Regions from separate parts of the Homo sapiens genome. Here region 2 is linked to region 1. The links are chromatin loops, found by intact Hi-C in ENCODE. Cell type or tissue: GM12878. All regions are shown on one strand. Each heading gives the region's core, and the rest is flanking DNA. Links, peaks and the distances in the headings are about the cores only.

Region 1 (8,332 bases), core at 70-8,069:
CAGGAGTCAGAGGCTGTTGTCATGGTAACTGGCATCCCAAGGCCTGGTCTGCCTCCTGCCTCCTTTATCGGGCTATGATGGTCACTGCTTCCTCTGCGAAGCACCTGTCATGTGTGGGGGTTTGTGCCAAGCTCTTTCCATGCACTAGGTAAGCCATGTCATAACCACACGATGAGATACGACTTGTGTGTGTGTGTGTGTGTGTGTTTTCTTCTAGAGATACAATTATTAATCTTACATTACAGGGGGAGAAACCAGGCAGCCCACCTTCAGAGCCCGCGTCTTAACTGTGACCCCACGTTGAAATAAAATGTGGAAACTGCCCACAGACACACCTCGTGGTGGCTACGAGTCACAGGGGCTGCACTTCTGCCTCTTGGGGAGTTGCTTGTTTGCTCCATGCTGGTTTCCTCACCTCAGAAACTAGAATAACAGTTCCATAGAGCAGTCGTGAGGATTGAAGGAGGCAGCCTGGACACTGAGCACAGGCCCTGGCCCAGGCAGGGCTCCATCGAGGGTTTGTTAGTACAGGAGTTCTGGCGAGCCCTCAGCCGCTGGGCTGCTTCCCTCCAGCCATTCCTCTGCATGCTAAGAACTAAAGAGAAGGGAGTCAGACCCAGATGGAGCATGGGTGTCAGGCACTGTGCCCAGCTGCCCATGAGAGCCAGCAAGGTGCCTGTGTCCTTTGAGGTACTAGGATTCTGGGCCCTGGATCCTGCAGTGCGGTGACCTCCCCTTCCCCCATCTGTCCCTGCCCTGCTCCACCCTCAGCCACCTGCAGGGCCCCCACCCAAGGGTCAGGGCAGAGCAGGGCAGAGCAGGGCAGAGCAGGGCAGGGCTGAGTGGGAGGCAGCGGAGGGGGTCATTATCACCGGCAGCACAGGGCTGAAGAGAGTTAAACCTTCTTATCAGTTCCCTGGGCCTGTGCCCAGCCCAGCCCAGCTCTGAGGCACAGGGGCTGGAGAGCAGAGCCCTGGGGTTGCCAGCCAAGCCTGTCTCCTCTGGAATGGCCCAGGACCAGGGATGGGGCAGCGGCCTGGGAACCCGAGAGTCACCAGACTGGCTGCACCGTGTGATCTGATGCAACCACTTCCCTCTCCGGGCCCCAGAGTCCCTGCTTATGAAATTGGGGGTCGGGGGCAGCTGGATGAGGCAGCCCGGGTCCCTTCCTCTCCTAGAGAGTTAGGATCCTGTGATCCCTGGGAGGTGGCTATGACTGTCAGTCCTACAGACGAGGAAGCTGAGGCTACGCACAGGACAGTGACTTCTCCACAGCACACTAGTTGGGCACAGAGAGGAATGATGGGGCTGAGCCCCACCCCACATGCCCATGAAGCTTGTGAGCCTTCCAGAAGGCCCATGGAGGAAAGGCGTGGAGATGGGAGGTCGCTGCCCTGGGCACCCCATCCCAGGGTCTAACCCCTTTCTTCAGGTCCTAGGGGCCAGCTGGGGACCTCTCAGAGGAGCCCTAGACAGTCAGGCACCTGGCGGCTTTGCAGGCCTGGGGTCACTCCTTGGCTCCAGCCCACAGAAGGCAGAGATGGCAGGGCTTCCTGGGCGTATAGACAGTAGGCCCTGTAACTGGGCTCTGATAACACCCCTCCCCTTATCAGTGGGTCAAGGACTGGGTGGGGTGCATCTGAGAATCAAGGGTACATTCCACAGAAACAAGGAAGGGGCAGAAAGGAAAAGTGGGTGCAGCTGAACCGAGGCCTCTCAGCCCGGCTGCAAAGAATCCCGGAGGGGTCCCCTGGCTTAGGGGGGAGAGTGTGGAGTGGTGGGGAGTCAAAGGAAGGGACAGTCTAAGTCTCACTTAACCCTCCAGGAGCCAAGGGGCCTGATCCAAGTGACTTTCCTGAAGAAACCTTAGAAATCCTAGGCTGGGGCCGGGCGCCGTGGCTTATGCCTGTATTCCCAGCCCTTTGGGAGGCTGAGGTGGGCTTATCACTTGAACCCAGGAGTTTGAGACCAGCTTGGCTAACATGGTGAAACTCTGTCTCTACTACAACTACAAAAATTAGCTGGATATGGTGGTGCACACCTGTAATTCCAGCTACTCAGGAAGCTGAGGCACGAGAATCAGTTGAATCCAGGAGGAGGAGGCTGCGGTGAGCCGAGATCGCACCACTGCACTCCAGCCTGGGCGACAGAGCAAGACTCCGTCTCCAAAAAAAAAAAAAGAAATCCCAGGCTGGGAGGGACAGAGAGACCTAGAATCCACATTTAGAGCAGGAGGCCATTGCCCTCAGAGGGTTCATGGTCTCCTTTGACACTATGAGGAAAATTATGTCTGCCCAGTGGGGAAATTGAGGCCCAGCGTGTGAGGGGAAATGACTCACAGCTGGCTTAAGGCTTGAAAGGCCCCTGCCTGAGGCTGAGTGTGTCCCCTGCATACCTGGAGGCGAGGACCAGTAGGTGCCGTCCTGAACTAAGGGACAGGGTGGCAGAGGAAGGTCAGGGCCTCCCCAGATACTGGGCCTGGGCTTCTTTGCCCCTGTGGGCTGGGACTCCAGGCAGGCACCACTTCTTCAACCAGCCAGTTCCATAATTCACATCCCGGCCTTGGCCCAGGCTCCTGGACCCCCTCCCCCGTGGCCCATGCCAGGCAGGTGGGTGAGGCTGGGCCTGCACAGGGAAGGGTCTGAAGCCTGCAGGGTCGGTTGTGGCAGGACCCATTGGGCTGGAGATCTGGAGGGACGTCCTGCATCACCAGCGGTAGAGAGGACAGGGGCTGGGCCAGCGTCCCCCTGAGAATGCGCTCACACCCCAGCACACAGACACACACACCTCCGCGGCACCTGGGGGTGGCTCATCTGAACCCTTGGGTGACATCCTTCTGCCCCCACCCTCCTCCACACCCTGGTTTCACCCGGATACGAAGGTGGCAGGAAGCAAACAGTGTGACTTGGGCCCATTTTGACGCTCCAGGTGGCAGAATCACTGGAACACCTGATAAAAATTCCCACCCTCCCCTGACACGGAAAGGCTGAGCCAGAAGAGCCTGGCAGAAGGGACTTCCCTGAAGAAAGGGGCCCAGGTCAGTCTCGAAGGTGGTCCTTGGAGAAGCTCTGGGTGGTGTGTCAGCTGCGTGGTGGAGAAAATCATCATGATGACACTGACCGCGCTCACTGTGTGCCTACCGTGTACCTGTGTCCCGATGTTTTGCATGAAACACCTCATTCCGGCCTCTGCCAGCCTTCCAGAAAGATGCATTATTCCCAGTCCCACGGTCACATTCTGGCCGCTAGCAGAGCCACAGTTAGATGTGTCCCCCCGACCCCCCCAACCCCAGGGGCCTGAAGACTTGTGGGGCCTGGGACCACCCCAGGGGCAAGACCAGAACCAGCTCCTGACCTCCCACCAGGAAAGAGGGACCAGGGTGAGACACAGCTGCAGGAAAGATGCAAGGCTGGGCCGTGGTGGAGAACGCCCCCACCCCTCCACTTCCCCAGGACGCGGCAGGCAGGAGGGGGCCACTCCCAGCCTCAGGGCCCCAGAAATGGTAAGGCCAGCCCTAACCCCACCCCAGAGGCTCCAGAGAGGCAGGGCTGGACCAGGCCAGGCCTGGTGAATCCCTGGGCTGCGAGCGCCCCCTGCAGCCAGACAAAGGTGTGGCCGGGCAGAGGCCAGGTGCTCCCCAACCTCGGACACCCCGACATTGGTGGATTTTCCTCTTCCATCATCTCCAGCCCTAGCTGGGAGCTAGGCCAGTCAACTGCTGCAATTATTATTATTATTATTATTGTCTGTTGTTGTTGTTGCCCTTTTTTTTTTTTTGAGACAGAGTCTCACTCTGTCACCCAGGCTGGAGTGCAATGGTGTGGTCTTGGCTCACTGCATCCTCCAACTGCCGGGTTCAAGCAATTCTCCTGCCTCAGCCTCCCTAGTAGCTGGGACTACAGGCATGTACCACCAAGCCCAGCTAGTTTCTGTATTTTTTACTAGAGACAGGGTTTCACTATGTTGGCCAGGCTGGTCTCGAACTCCTGACCTCAGGTGGCCTCCGGCCTCCCAAAGTGCTGGGATTACAGGCGTGAGCCACCACGCCCAGCCTATTGTTGCCCAATTTTAAGGAGGAGAGAAATGTTAGGTGTCTTGTCCAAGGTCACAGAGCCAGGTGGTGTCAGGTCCTGAACTCAGGCCTCCACAGATCCTGGGTCCTCCATCCCGGAAGGTCTTTGTCCCGGCCCATTAGAGCCTCCTCCAAGCCCTCACCCAGGACGGACATGCGCAGCGTGACAGTTGTAAGAGGCAGGCAAGAGTATTTAATGGGCATTGAGGGTCTTGGCAGTCCCACCAGGGGAGTGGGCAAAGGGCAAGGCACAGAAAGGCTTCCACTCAGGGCTCAGGAAGTGGGAGGTAAGGAGGCAGGTTCAGGAGGCGGGTTCAGGAGGCGGGTTCGGAGGTGAGCTCAGGTGCTGGTGCTGTGGGCATCTCCGGGTGCACAGGGGCGAGAGGAAGGCCGAACCTCGCCTGGGGGCTCCTGCAGCAGCAGGGGCAGCACTGGGCCCGTGTGGAACTAAACACAGAACAGGGGCATGAGTGCTCTCAACAAGACCCCGCCCCGCAGCTCGTGCCAGGTCTCCTGCTCCTGGAGGCAAAGGGAGCGGGCTGGCCCCACAGAATGTGCTGCAGAGGCCCCGGGGCGCAGGGGTTGCCCAGCCCCACGGTGGCCTCCTGATGCTCCACCTCCATGTCTCACGGGGCTTCGAGTCAATGTTTCCTTTAAATAAAAGAGTCTCCCGCCACCCGCACCCCCTGGCCAAATTATAAACCACGAGACTCATCTCAGTCCTGCGAGTAGGTGACTGGCCTGAGGCCCATCAGCACATGTAGTGGGGGAGTCATCCTCCATTTGTCTTTGTGACTCCAGGGACTCCTGGGTGTATTCTAGAGGCCTGGGCCCTGCTTCCAACGCCCCTCCAGTGTAGAACCCTCCTCCCCCCAAGCTCGGAGCGCTCCAGCTTCAGGGTCAGCCAAACCTCAGGGGCCTCCCCCCACACCCTCACAACCTGCAGACACCCCCCTCCCGACACGCACAGACACCCACGCACACACACGCTTCTTACCTCCTGGAGAGCTGCAGCCTCACCACGCCCCGGGGGTCCCTTCCCTGCTTTGTAGGGACCCAGAGGTTGGGGCTGGGGGGTTGAGAGCAGAGGGGGACATTGGAGGGTGCAGATTCGGCATGGATGTCCAGTCAGGCCCCACCACTCTCTGCAGCTGGACAGCTTCAGCCATGTACCTGGGGAGCAGCAGGCCAGATGCAGGGGCCACCGTCCTCCCTGGTCCGGCTCCCCTGCCCGCCTCAGCTTGGGAAGCACACGGCCCAGGGCTTAGCTCTGCAGGAAGCTGAGGCCAGCCTCATCCAGGATGCAGCAGCCCTGTATGCCATAGTGGGGCAGGAACACACAGAGCCAAGGACGTAGGGAGGCCCCAGAGCTCCCAGTGCCCTGGAGAAAACCCCAGAGGAGCAGGAACAGTGAGTGTAAGGGCCTGGGGCTGTGGTAAGGAGCCAGGGTGAACCCACCTCTGCCCCACCCCCAGGGTTCACCAGTTGGGCCTCTGGCTTGCCAACTCACTTGGGTCCCAGTGGTGCACAAATTGTTAAATACCAGTTGCTGGCACAGCCCTGGTCGAAGGGGTTGTATCCCTGAAGGTGTCTGCACTGGTCGGGGATGGAAACCGGAAGAGGAGCTCAGAACCAGCAGGAATGGCTGGGCCATCGCCCAGTGGCCCTCCCTGAGCTGGTCAGCTAGCCAGGGCTCAGCCCAGGGCACCAGCAAGCTGGAGGCCAGGAGACTGAAGGACCTCCCCACCACTGCCCCATCCTCCTCCTCTTGGTCTCCACTGGCCACACACATCCTCCTGCTACCTCCTTCCAGATACTGAATGTCACTGTCTGGAAGGTCAGTTGAGCAAGGCCCAGTCGTATTTCCCTAACCATGATCACATGGCCCAGGAAAATCTGGGCTAAAAGCCTTGAACACGCAATGCGGTAAAGGCCAAGTCGTCCCCTGGGCACTCTTGACCTTGATCAGGTTCTCTCCCTCCTCTCTCCCCTTCGCCCACTCACTCTACCCATCCACCTCACCCCCTCCCAAACTCCCTCTCCGCCACAGGGCAGGCTGGGCCTCACCTGACTTCAAGAGCCTTTGCTGTCATGTTTTGTCACTGAAAGTGGCCCAGCAGCATCTCTGCCCACCACCAACTCCCCTGTGTCCCATGTCCCCGCTCTCCGCCGCAAAGGCTGAGATTTTCAACACCATTCTCCACCAAAGGAACCAGGACTCCATGCAAGGACAGCTGGCACTCACTGGAGGGAGGAAAAGTCTGGACAGCTCCATAACAGCTCACTGTCGCCACTCACTGTTGCCATAGGGCAATACGCATCCTTGCACTATTTGAGATTCTGCCTACTTTAAGGTATTTAAAGCATGTAAAAGAAACGTATTGGCCGGGTGAGATGGCTCACGCCTGTAATCCCTGCACTTTGGGAGGCCGAGGCAGGTGGATCACTTGAGGTCAGGAGTTTGAGACCAGCCTGGCCAACATGGTGAAACCCCATCTCTACTAAAAATACAAAAAATTAGCCAGGCGTGGTGGCGGGTGCCTGTGATCCCAGCTACTCGGGAGGCTGAGACAGAAGAATCGCTTGAACCCGGGAGGCGGAGGTTGCAGTGAGCCGAGATCATGCCACTGCACTCCAGCCTGGGCGACAGAGCGACACTCTGGCTCAGAAAAAAGAAACTGGTATTGTATTAGTCATTTAGAAGATTTTGATTAAATTTATGGAATTTGGGCCAGGCATGGTGATTGGCACCTGTAATCCGAGTGTTTTGGGAGGTGGAGAAGGGAGGATCTCTTGACCCCAGAAGTTCAAGACCAGCCTGAGACTTTCATCTCTAAAAAAATAAAAATAGGTGGCTGTGGCATTGTGCACCTGTAGTCTCAGCTTCTTGGGAGGCTGGGATGAGAGGATCCCTTGAGCCTAGGAGTTCGAGGCTGCAGTGAGCTATGATTACGCCACTGCACTCCAGCCTGAATGACAGAGTGGGACCCTGTCTCTAGAAAAACTAAAATCTAATAAAAATATATTGACAGAATTTTAAAATTTAGGGATATATATATATATATGTATATATATATATAATTTTTTTTTTTTTGAGATGGAGTCTTGCTCTGTCACCCAGGCTGGAGTGCAGTGGCGCGATCTCAGCTCACTGCAAGCTCCGCCTCCCAGGTTCACGCCATTCTCCTGCCTCAGCCTCCCAAGTAGCTGGGATTACAGGTGCTCGCCACCACGCCCAGCTAATTTTTTGTATTTTTAGTAGAGACGGGGTTTCACCGTGTTAGCCAGGATGGTCTCGATCTCCTGACCTCGTGATCCGCCCACCTTGGCCTCCCAAAGTGCTGGGATTACAAGCGTGAGCCACCACGCCTGGCCTTTTTTTTTTTTTTTTTTAGACGCAGTTTTGCTCTTGTTGCCCAGGCTGGAGTGCAGTGATCATAGGTCCTCACAAATTCAAACTCCTGGGCTCAAGGGATCCTCCCACCTCTGTCTCCCAAGTAGCTGAGACTACAGGCATGCACCACTATGCCCAGCCAATTTTTAATTTTTTTTGCAGGAATGGGGTCTGGCTATGTTGCCCAGGCTGGTCTTGAACTCCTGGCCTCAAGCGATCTTCCCACCTCAGCCTTTCAAAGGGCTGGGATTACAGGTGTGAGTCACTGTACCCGGCATTAGGGAAATAAATTTTTATTTATTAGATGTATATAAGGTATAGAAAAATGTTGATTGTATATGAGGCATAGAAAAATGCTTAAAGGAATGATGATCTTTAATAAATTCATAAGACTGACCCATACATTTTTCTTTTTTTTGAGACGGAGTCTCACTGTGTCGCCCAGGCTGGAGTGCAGTGGCACGATCTTGGCTCACTGCAACCTCCGCCTCCCGGGTTCAAGCGATTCTTCTGCTTCAGCCTCCCAAGTAGCTGGGATTACAGGCACCCACCATCACGCCCAGCTAATTTTTGTATTTTTAGTAGAGACGGGGTTTCACTGTGTTGGCCAGTCTCGAACTCCTGACCTCATGATCCGCCCACCTCGGCCTCCCAAAGTGCTGGGATTACAGCCGTGAGCCACCGCACCGGGCCAAAACTGACCAATACATTTGTACCTGCCTCTCCCACGCAAGATGCTTTCAGATATGAATGAAACCAACAGCTCTTGGCCGGGCACCGTGGCTCACACCTGTAATCCCAGCACTTTGGAAGGCCAAGGCGGGTGGATCACTTGAGGCCAGGAGTTCGAGACCAGCCTGGCCAAC
Region 2 (8,332 bases), core at 138-8,137, 170 kb before region 1:
ACCAGAAGACAAGGGTGCGAGCCTTCTGTTATGGCCGGACCGGGCCACCAGAGGGCTCCTTGGTCTAGCGGTAACGCCAGTGCCTGGGAAGACGCCCGTTGCCAAGCGGACTGTGGTCTAGTGGTAGCGTCAGTGTCAAGGAAAAACACCCGCTACCTAGCAGACCGGGAAAGGGAGTCTCCCTTTCCCCGGGGGAGTTTAGAGAAGACTCTACTCCTCCACCTTTTGTGGAGGGCCTGACATGAGTCAGGCCCGCCTGCAGTTATCCGGAGGCCTAACCGTCTCCCTGTGATGCTGTGCCTCAGTGGTCACGCTCCTGGTCCGCTCTCATGTTCCACTCTGCACACCTGGCTCTGCCTTCTAGATAGCAGTAGCAAATTAGTGAAAGTATTAAAGTCTTTGATCTTTCTGAAAAGAGCATAGAAAAAATAATGGCATAAGCTGTCCTCTCTGTCTCTCTGACTCGGCTGCCAAACAGGGAAGGGCCCCCTGTCTGGTGGACACGTGACTCCGTGACCTTATCAATCAGTTGGATGACTCACAGTCTTTACCCTGCCCCTTTTGCTTTGTATCCAATAAATAACAGCGCAGCCTGGCATTCGGGGCCACTACTGGTCTCTGCGTCTTGGTGGTAGTGGTCCCCCGGTCCCAGCTGTCTTTTCTTTTATCTCTTTGTCTTGTGTCTCTTTTTCTACAATCTCTCATCTCTGCACATGGGGAGAAAAAACCCACAAACCCTGTAGGGCTGGCACCTACATAGAAGCTTTATTCAGAATTACCAGAAACGAGGTGACCAACATGTCCTTCAGTAGGTGAATTGAGAAATAAATTCTGGTACCTACAGACAATGGAATATCATTCAGTGAGAAAAGAAATGAGCTATCAAGTCATGAAAAGGCATACAGGGACCCAAAATGCACATTACTAAGTGAAAGAAGCCAAAAAGGCTACATACTGTATGATTCCAATTATGTGACATTTTGGAAAAGGAAAAACTACATAGAGAGTAAAATATCTATGTAATTACGTGACATTTTGGAAAAGGGAAAATTACATAGATAGTAAAATAATCAGTGGTCGACAGGGGTTGGGGAGAGGAAAGGATGGATGGGCAGAGAGCCCCGGATGTTTAGGGCAGTGAGATCACTGTGTGCGATTTCACCACAACAGTGGACCCACGACAGTGTGCAGATGCCAACACCCACTGAACGCAGACCACAAAAAGGTATTAATTACATAAACTATGAACTTTCATAATGAAGTAAATCACGTTTTAAAAAAGTAGACAGTTTTTTTTCAGTTATTGTCTACTTTCTGAAATGGAGATGGCGGAGTGCTTCCATGGTTGTGAGGATAAAAATAGCTTAGAGAATGTAATAACTAAAATAGGTGTGTAAACATTGTTAAACTATTTTATCCTCATTAAATATATTTGTAACTTTTTACAACTGAGCGAGTAGTGCAAACACATTAACATAATTCTCCTGTAGCTCCACTCAGAAGTCAGGACTGCAGGGCTTCAGTGCAGGGCCACACAGCTCCACACGCACCTGCCAAACGCAACAGCCTCTTTCAGCGTCATTAAAATATTTCAACAGGAGGACTGAGTTTAGACTCAACCTGTGTTTTCTCCCCTGGAAAACGAAGGTTTCATGAAGCAAGGAAGGTCTTTACTGTCCTCATCCGAAACGCTGAGGCATCTGTGATGTCTGCTGTAAGTGCCACCAGGCTCTCCGCTGAAATCTCGCAACGGGAAAATAGAGACCGTAGATTCTGCTTTTAGAAAGGGGAGAATCAGAAGTAATGTGGAAATGCCATGTCCTCGTTCATAAACATCTTCTTTTACAAATTCCACAAGTTTAGTTACTTTGGGATTAATATGGGCTTATCTTAAAGTGCGTTTATTAACTTAGCGTGAGTTGTTCAAATGCATTCTGGATCCTGAGCCGACATCCAGCAATGCTGAGTGTGCGCCTGTGTGAGTCACCAGCCCTGATGAGCCTCAGGTTATTGTGTTCGTAAAATGAAGGGGCTTAGGCTTGCTGCGATTTTTTAAAAACCATTTTTAACAGTAAAAATTTTTTTCTTGCTACATAAAAATGTACAAGAAAAACTCAGACATTACCAATGATAAATTATAATTTTATTAATATAAATATTTTTGTGAGCTCAATTTATATGACTTAGTTATTATAAAAGAAATAAGCAATATGAGGTGGCCATTACCATCCTGTCCCGTTTTATTTTGTTCATATGCTATTGATAAATCTTGATGTATACAGAAAAGTAGTTTCAAAGAATAATAATTTTTAAAAAGGACTTGTAATTTCAAGAGACTTTTAAAAAAATCTGCAATTGCTTTTTAAAGGTTCTAAAACAGTTGTCTATGCCTTAAAGCTAAATAACTACAAAGAGCTCACTCTTCTCACATTCTGTATTATAAATATGTAAGTCAGAGAAACAACAGACAAAATCATAAAAACACATGCATGAACAAATGGGCCTTGGTTTACATTTAATTGGATCTTGCAATACACATGGGTTATAGTAGTATTTCTGTGTGTAATTTTACATGAGTGGATTGCTATCAAAATAAAAATTGTCTACAATCTCTTTTCAGTGGTAAATTTGCACAAATGGTAAACATACACATAGAGATAGTGGGAGAAATTTATTTCGTGGCTTGCAAGAAGACAGGTTAAGTTGGGACATTTAATTGTTTCATTAATGCTACATTTTAAATGCACTTGTATGGGCATGGTATTTTAATGTATTATTATGACTTTTAAATGCTCAATGTTACAGATGGAATATTAGAGCAAGTACTAACTTATATCTTCTTTGTGTGTGCTTTGGAGGCATCAGGAAATAAAGCAGCCCTTTTCCCTTTTCCCAGAAGCTGTGCTTCTGCAGATTAGATCTCTCTGTAACACACACACACCCATGCACGCATGAGCGCACACACACGCGCACACACACGAGCACACGCACGCGCAGGCACACACATGCACACACACGCACACGCACACACACGTGCACACATACACCCAATATAGCCTTTAGGGTTAAAAGGAGGAAAAGAGAATTTGCCTGGATAACTCTTACCCAGGTATTTTCTGGGGAGATCTAGAATAATCTAAGGGGGTAAGCTGGACTAGCCAATGGGAAATCAAAACGAAGATACTGGAGAGATGTTCCCAGAAAAGGAGCATTCCTAATGGGCTTGGCCCTAGTCACATGCAATTCCCCAGATGTGGTTGGTGTGGCCAAGGTTCCAGCATTTGTCAGCTGCTTTCTTGCCACTTCTTGTGCTGTGAGGAGTATCCCCTCCCCAATGCCAGAGGCAGTCGTCCTCTAACCCCCTTCAGAGTAAAGGGCCAGCAATTGGCAGTCACAGGAAAAGTAGTGAGACAGGAAGGTGCGGAGCATGAAGTCCCACCATACCGGCCTCCAGTGTCTGGCACAGAATATGACGAGGAACCTCCGTGAATTGGAATCTTCCACATCTTGATATATGGGAGTTTCTGCTAGATATAATTTGACTTAAAAAAGAAAGAAATATGACCTTCTTCACCTAAATATTGTAGAAGAGGTAATGATTGCAACCTGGATGTTTTACATTCTGAGATGCTATTAAACCAATATTCATCACAAATGTATTGATAATTTTTTAGAAGAACAGAAGAGATCCCATCATATTAAATGAAGTGTATCAATTATAAGATGCATGCTAACTCCAGAAAAAGCAAAGCATGAAAAAAATCTGTCTTAGAATGGAAAAATACAGTAGTTAAACTATTTTTAACTGGAATTTAAATGCAACATTTTAGGATATGAAGCTGTCAACTCATTTTGAAAACTGCTGGCTCAGATGACCTCAGCGATAGGAAACCTCTAAAAGATCATGAATCTAATCAGGTAATTTTCTGTGCCTTTGCCTGAGAGTCTAGCTGAAAGTGGTGCAGTTTTTACAGAAGAGGAATAACGTGTCCCGAACTGGGAACCCTTCACCGGCCACCACTCCAGGCGGCGCTTCACTGTGGAGTTTTGGTCGCCAGAGGGCTCCAGGGGACTGCTGGGGAAGGCCAGGACATGGAAGAGGGCCTAGAGCCAGGGTTACCCGGGAGGGGGTGGACCCATTTTGCCAAGCACCTGAGGACCATACCGTACAGGATCCTCTCAAAACCACCCGCACACTAGGTGGGAATAAAGGATAAGAGAAATTAATGTGTGCTTAGCATGTGAGAGCTGACATTCAGAGTCAGCCTGAGCAAAGAGATTCATACGGAAGGACGAAGCGCATGTTGTGAGACAAAGAACACCCAATTATAAGATAGAAAACCTTGGTTCTGGGAAATTCCTGAACCTGTTTGCCCATCCATGAAAGAGTAAGAGTGATACTACCTTCTCCACCTTATTCTTGTAACAGAACTGCCCGTTTCTTTCGTGCCCACAGCTAAGTGTTTAATAGGAACAATGTGACAAATATAAGGTCATTGCTCTTACACAAAAGGTTCAAGAAAACTGAGAAAGATCTAAAAATTCCCAAAGGAATGATTTTTCAAAGTACAACATCTTAATTTACATAGAGAGAAATAATACATTTTGTCTCAAATAAAGATTTGGCCACATCCTAAGTATAGCATTGAAGAGCAGTTAAGCTATTTCTTCAAAGAAAATATATCAAAATTAAACCTGTACTTTTTGAGTGTGAATTCTAACACACAAACCTGGTGCAATATATTTAAAACAAAGCAGAGATTAATTAATTAATTAATGATTCCCCATCACCATTTTCAGAAAACCCAGTAACTTAGTGCCTTAAGATGTTCAAATCATCCCAAAAACTTGAGTTACTAAATATTTTCAAAACCCTTTCTCAAGCTTTGCTATTCTAGCTTTAGTTGGAAGAAGAAGCTTCCAAGTTAAAGATGGTAGACGAAATACTGACCCAGTTGTGTCCTTTCCCTCCTGAGAAACCATGGTGGCTATCCACGATGGAGAGAGAGCAGCGGAGACAAAAAGTGATTTGATGGCCTCGCATCCGTGAGAAGGAGCATCATCTGTGGACCTTCCTGGGGGTGAGGGGCAGAGAAGTGAGGCAGGCATCAGAAAACAGGAGGGTCGATTAAAATCTGTACATTGACAGTCAACCCTCATTATCCTCCCTCACCGATGCCAGCACCCCACCCCTCGGGTAACCAGTGAGTAGAACACCAACAACCAACAAGCAAGCAGCTGCCTTCCAGAGAGGAGAGGAGAAGGTTTTCTCCAGAGGAAGGAAACCATCCAGACCAAAGGCATCACTTACTAACATGCGGAAACCCCATCGACTCCCCGAAGCAAAACCTCTAGACGAGCCTTTCACTAATGATAACACACTCATTCTCCTTCACGTGTTACTATTAAATGTGAACAGTGAAGAATCACCACCTAGACGAGCCTTTCACTAATGATAACACACTCATTCTCCTTCATGTGTTACTATTAAATGTGAACAGTGAAGAATCACCACCTAGACGAGCCTTTCACTAATGATAACACAGACTCATTCTCCTTCTTCACGTGTCACTATTAAATGTGAACAGTGAAGAATCACCATCTAGACGAGCCTTTCACTAATGATAACACAGACTCATTCTCCTTCTTCACGTGTCACTATTAAATGTGAACAGTGAAGAATCACCATCTAGACGAGCCTTTCACTAATGATAACACAGACTCATTCTCCTTCATGTGTTACTATTAAATGTGAACAGTGAAGAATCACCACCTAGACGAGCCTTTCACTAATGATAACACAGACTCATTCTCCTTCATGTGTTACTATTAAATGTGAACAATGAAGAATCACCATCTAGACAAGCCTTTCACTAATGATAACACAGACTCATTCTCCTTCTTCACGTGTCACTATTAAATGTGAACAGTGAAGAATCACCATCTAGACGAGCCTTTCACTAATGATAACACAGACTCATTCTCCTTCTTCACGTGTCACTATTAAATGTGAACAATGAAGAATCACCAGACATTGAAGGGAAACCCATCTCAATGGGAAAAAAGACCAAGGTAAACCAGCAGGCGGAATGATTGTTGAGAACCTAACATCATAGCAAAATAAGAAATAAGAGTTTTATATTATCATTCACTTAGTGGCACTGTCTGAGGTTTCACTATACAAATATATTGCTTTGATATGTGTGTGTATATATACATACATATATATATATATATATATATATATATTTTTTTTTTTTTCTGAGTCTCGCTTTGTTGCCCAGACTGGAGTACAGTGGTGTAATCTTGGTTCACTGCAACCAAGGTCTCCCGGGTTCAAGCGATTCTCCTGCCAATTTTCATCTTTTAAGTGGAGACAGGGTTTTGCCATGTTGGCCAGGCTGGTCTCAAACTTCTGACCTCAGGTGATCTGCCCGCCTTGACCTCCCAAAGTGCTGGGATTATAGGCATGATAGAGTTTTAACTATTAGAAGAAACCAGAGGAAGCTACCATTGGAATAGATGAAACATCAGCAATACATTAAAATATCAGCAATTTCACATGTTCGAGATTACTTTTAAAAAATAAAAAGAGAACAGAATTGATTTAGTTTCTAGGCCAGCAACCAAGGAAAAAGCAAGGAATGGAAGATTTTATAATCGCATAACAATAGCAAGATCTTACATTTCTATTGAGCTTTAAAGATTACAGGCCAGGCACGGTGGCTCACGCCTGTAATCCCAGCACTTTGGGAGGCTGAGGTGGGCGGATCACAAGGTCAGGAGTTCAAGACCAGCGACCAGCCTGGTCAATATGGTGAAACCCTGTCTCTACTAAAAATACAAAAATTAGCTGGGCGTGGTGGCGGGTGCCTGTAGTCCCAGCTAGTCGGGGGGCTGAGGTGGGAGAATCGCTTGAACCCAGGAGGCAGAGGTTGCAGTGAGCTGAGATTGTGCCATTGCACTCCAGCCTGGGTGACAGAGCAAGACTCTGTCTCCTAAATAAATACATAAATAAAAATACAAAAATTAGCAGGGCGGGGTGGCACACGCCTCTAATCCCAGCTACTCGGGAGGCCGAGACATGAGAATCTCTTGAACCTAGGAGGCAGAGGTTGCAGTGAGCCAAGATTGTACCACTGCACTCCATCCTGGGCAACAGATTGAGACGCTGTCTCAAAAAAAAAAAAAAGAAAGAAAGAAAGTAGAAAAACTTCAAATAAACCACCTAACAATGCATCTTAAAGAACTAGAAGAGCGAGCCAGGCGCGGTGGCTCATGCCTGTAATCCCAGCACTTTGGGAGGCTGAGACGGGTGGATTGCTTGAGGTCAGGAGTTCAAGACCAGCCTGGCCAACATATTGAAACCCTGTCTCTACCAAAAATACAAAAAATTAGCTGGGTGTGGTGCCAGGCACCTGTAATCCCAGCTACTCAGGAGGCTGAGGCAGGAGAATTGCTCGAACCCAGGAGGCAGAGGTTGCAGTGAGCGGAGATGGCACCACTGCACTCCAGCCTGGGTGACAGAGTGAGAATCAGTCTCAAAAAAAAAAAAAAAAGAAAAGAAAAGAAAGAACGAGAAAAGCAAGAGCAAGTCAAACCCAAAATCAGAAGAAAACAAATAATAAAGATCAGAGCAGAAATAAATGAAATTGAAATAAAAAAAAATCAAAAAAACAAAAAAGTTTGTTTTTTGAAAAGATAAACAAAATTGACAAACCTTTAGCCAGACTAAGAAAAAAAGAAAAAAGACTCAAATAGATAAAATCAGAAATGTAAAAGGAGGCATTACAACGGATACTGCAGAGATTCAAAGGCTCACTAGAGACTTCTATGAAAACTATATGTTGCTAATAAATTGGAAAACCTAGAAGTGGATAAATTCCTAGACATATTCAACCTACTGTGATTGAACCACGAAGAAATCCAAAACCTGAACAGACCAATAACTAATAATGAAATCAAAGCCATAATCAAAAGTCTCCCAGTAAAGAAAAGCCCAGGACCTGAAGGCTTCACTGCTGAATTTTACCAAATATTTAAATAACTAATACCAATCCTGTTCAAACTATTCCAAAAAATAGAGGAGGAGGGGATACTTCCAAACTCATCCTACAAGGTTAATATTACCTTGATACCAAACCAGACAAAGGCACATTTTAAAAAAGAACAAAAGAAAAAAAACTTCAGGCCAATATCTTTGATGAACATTTATGCAAAAATCCACAACAAAATACTAGCAAACCTAATTCAGCAACATATTAATAATATCATTCATCACGACCAAGTGGGATTGATACCAGGGATGCAAGGTAGGTTCCACATATGCAAA

The links. A loop is a pair of places that touch in the nucleus more often than their neighbours do. Peaks named below come from ENCODE experiments on the same cell type or tissue, not always from the same donor. Only the 100,000 strongest peaks of a DNase experiment are listed, where the experiment ranks them.
Region 2: it touches region 1 in a loop (10-fold over the local background); 31 of 110 quality-filtered maps call a loop at or near these places.

Annotation. Positions count from the first base shown.
Region 1 is chr3:196,193,207-196,201,538 of GRCh38, forward strand. ZDHHC19 (zDHHC palmitoyltransferase 19) reads right to left here. Exons shown (of 8, transcript NM_001039617.2): 6 at 5,583-5,668; 7 at 5,070-5,245; 8 at 4,246-4,519. The coding sequence ends at 5,089. Among named protein-coding and RNA genes, the nearest start is that of ZDHHC19, 14 kb to the right of the region's middle. RefSeq lists a cis regulatory region at 581-1,240 and enhancers at 853-982, 1,043-1,172, 3,296-3,365, 3,396-3,495, 4,882-5,827. In GM12878, for the core only: a CTCF peak has its summit at 3,595 (motif pointing left); a DNase peak (open chromatin) is centred at 3,598; H3K27ac peaks cover 1,185 bases.
Region 2 is chr3:196,022,186-196,030,517 of GRCh38, forward strand. It overlaps LOC124909478 (a long non-coding RNA gene), which reads right to left. Exons shown (of 5, transcript XR_007096234.1): 2 at 4,952-5,075; 3 at 1,621-1,773. Among named protein-coding and RNA genes, the nearest start is that of TFRC, 56 kb to the right of the region's middle. In GM12878, for the core only: a CTCF peak has its summit at 4,043 (motif pointing right); no DNase peak of the experiment used is centred there; H3K27me3 peaks cover 151 bases.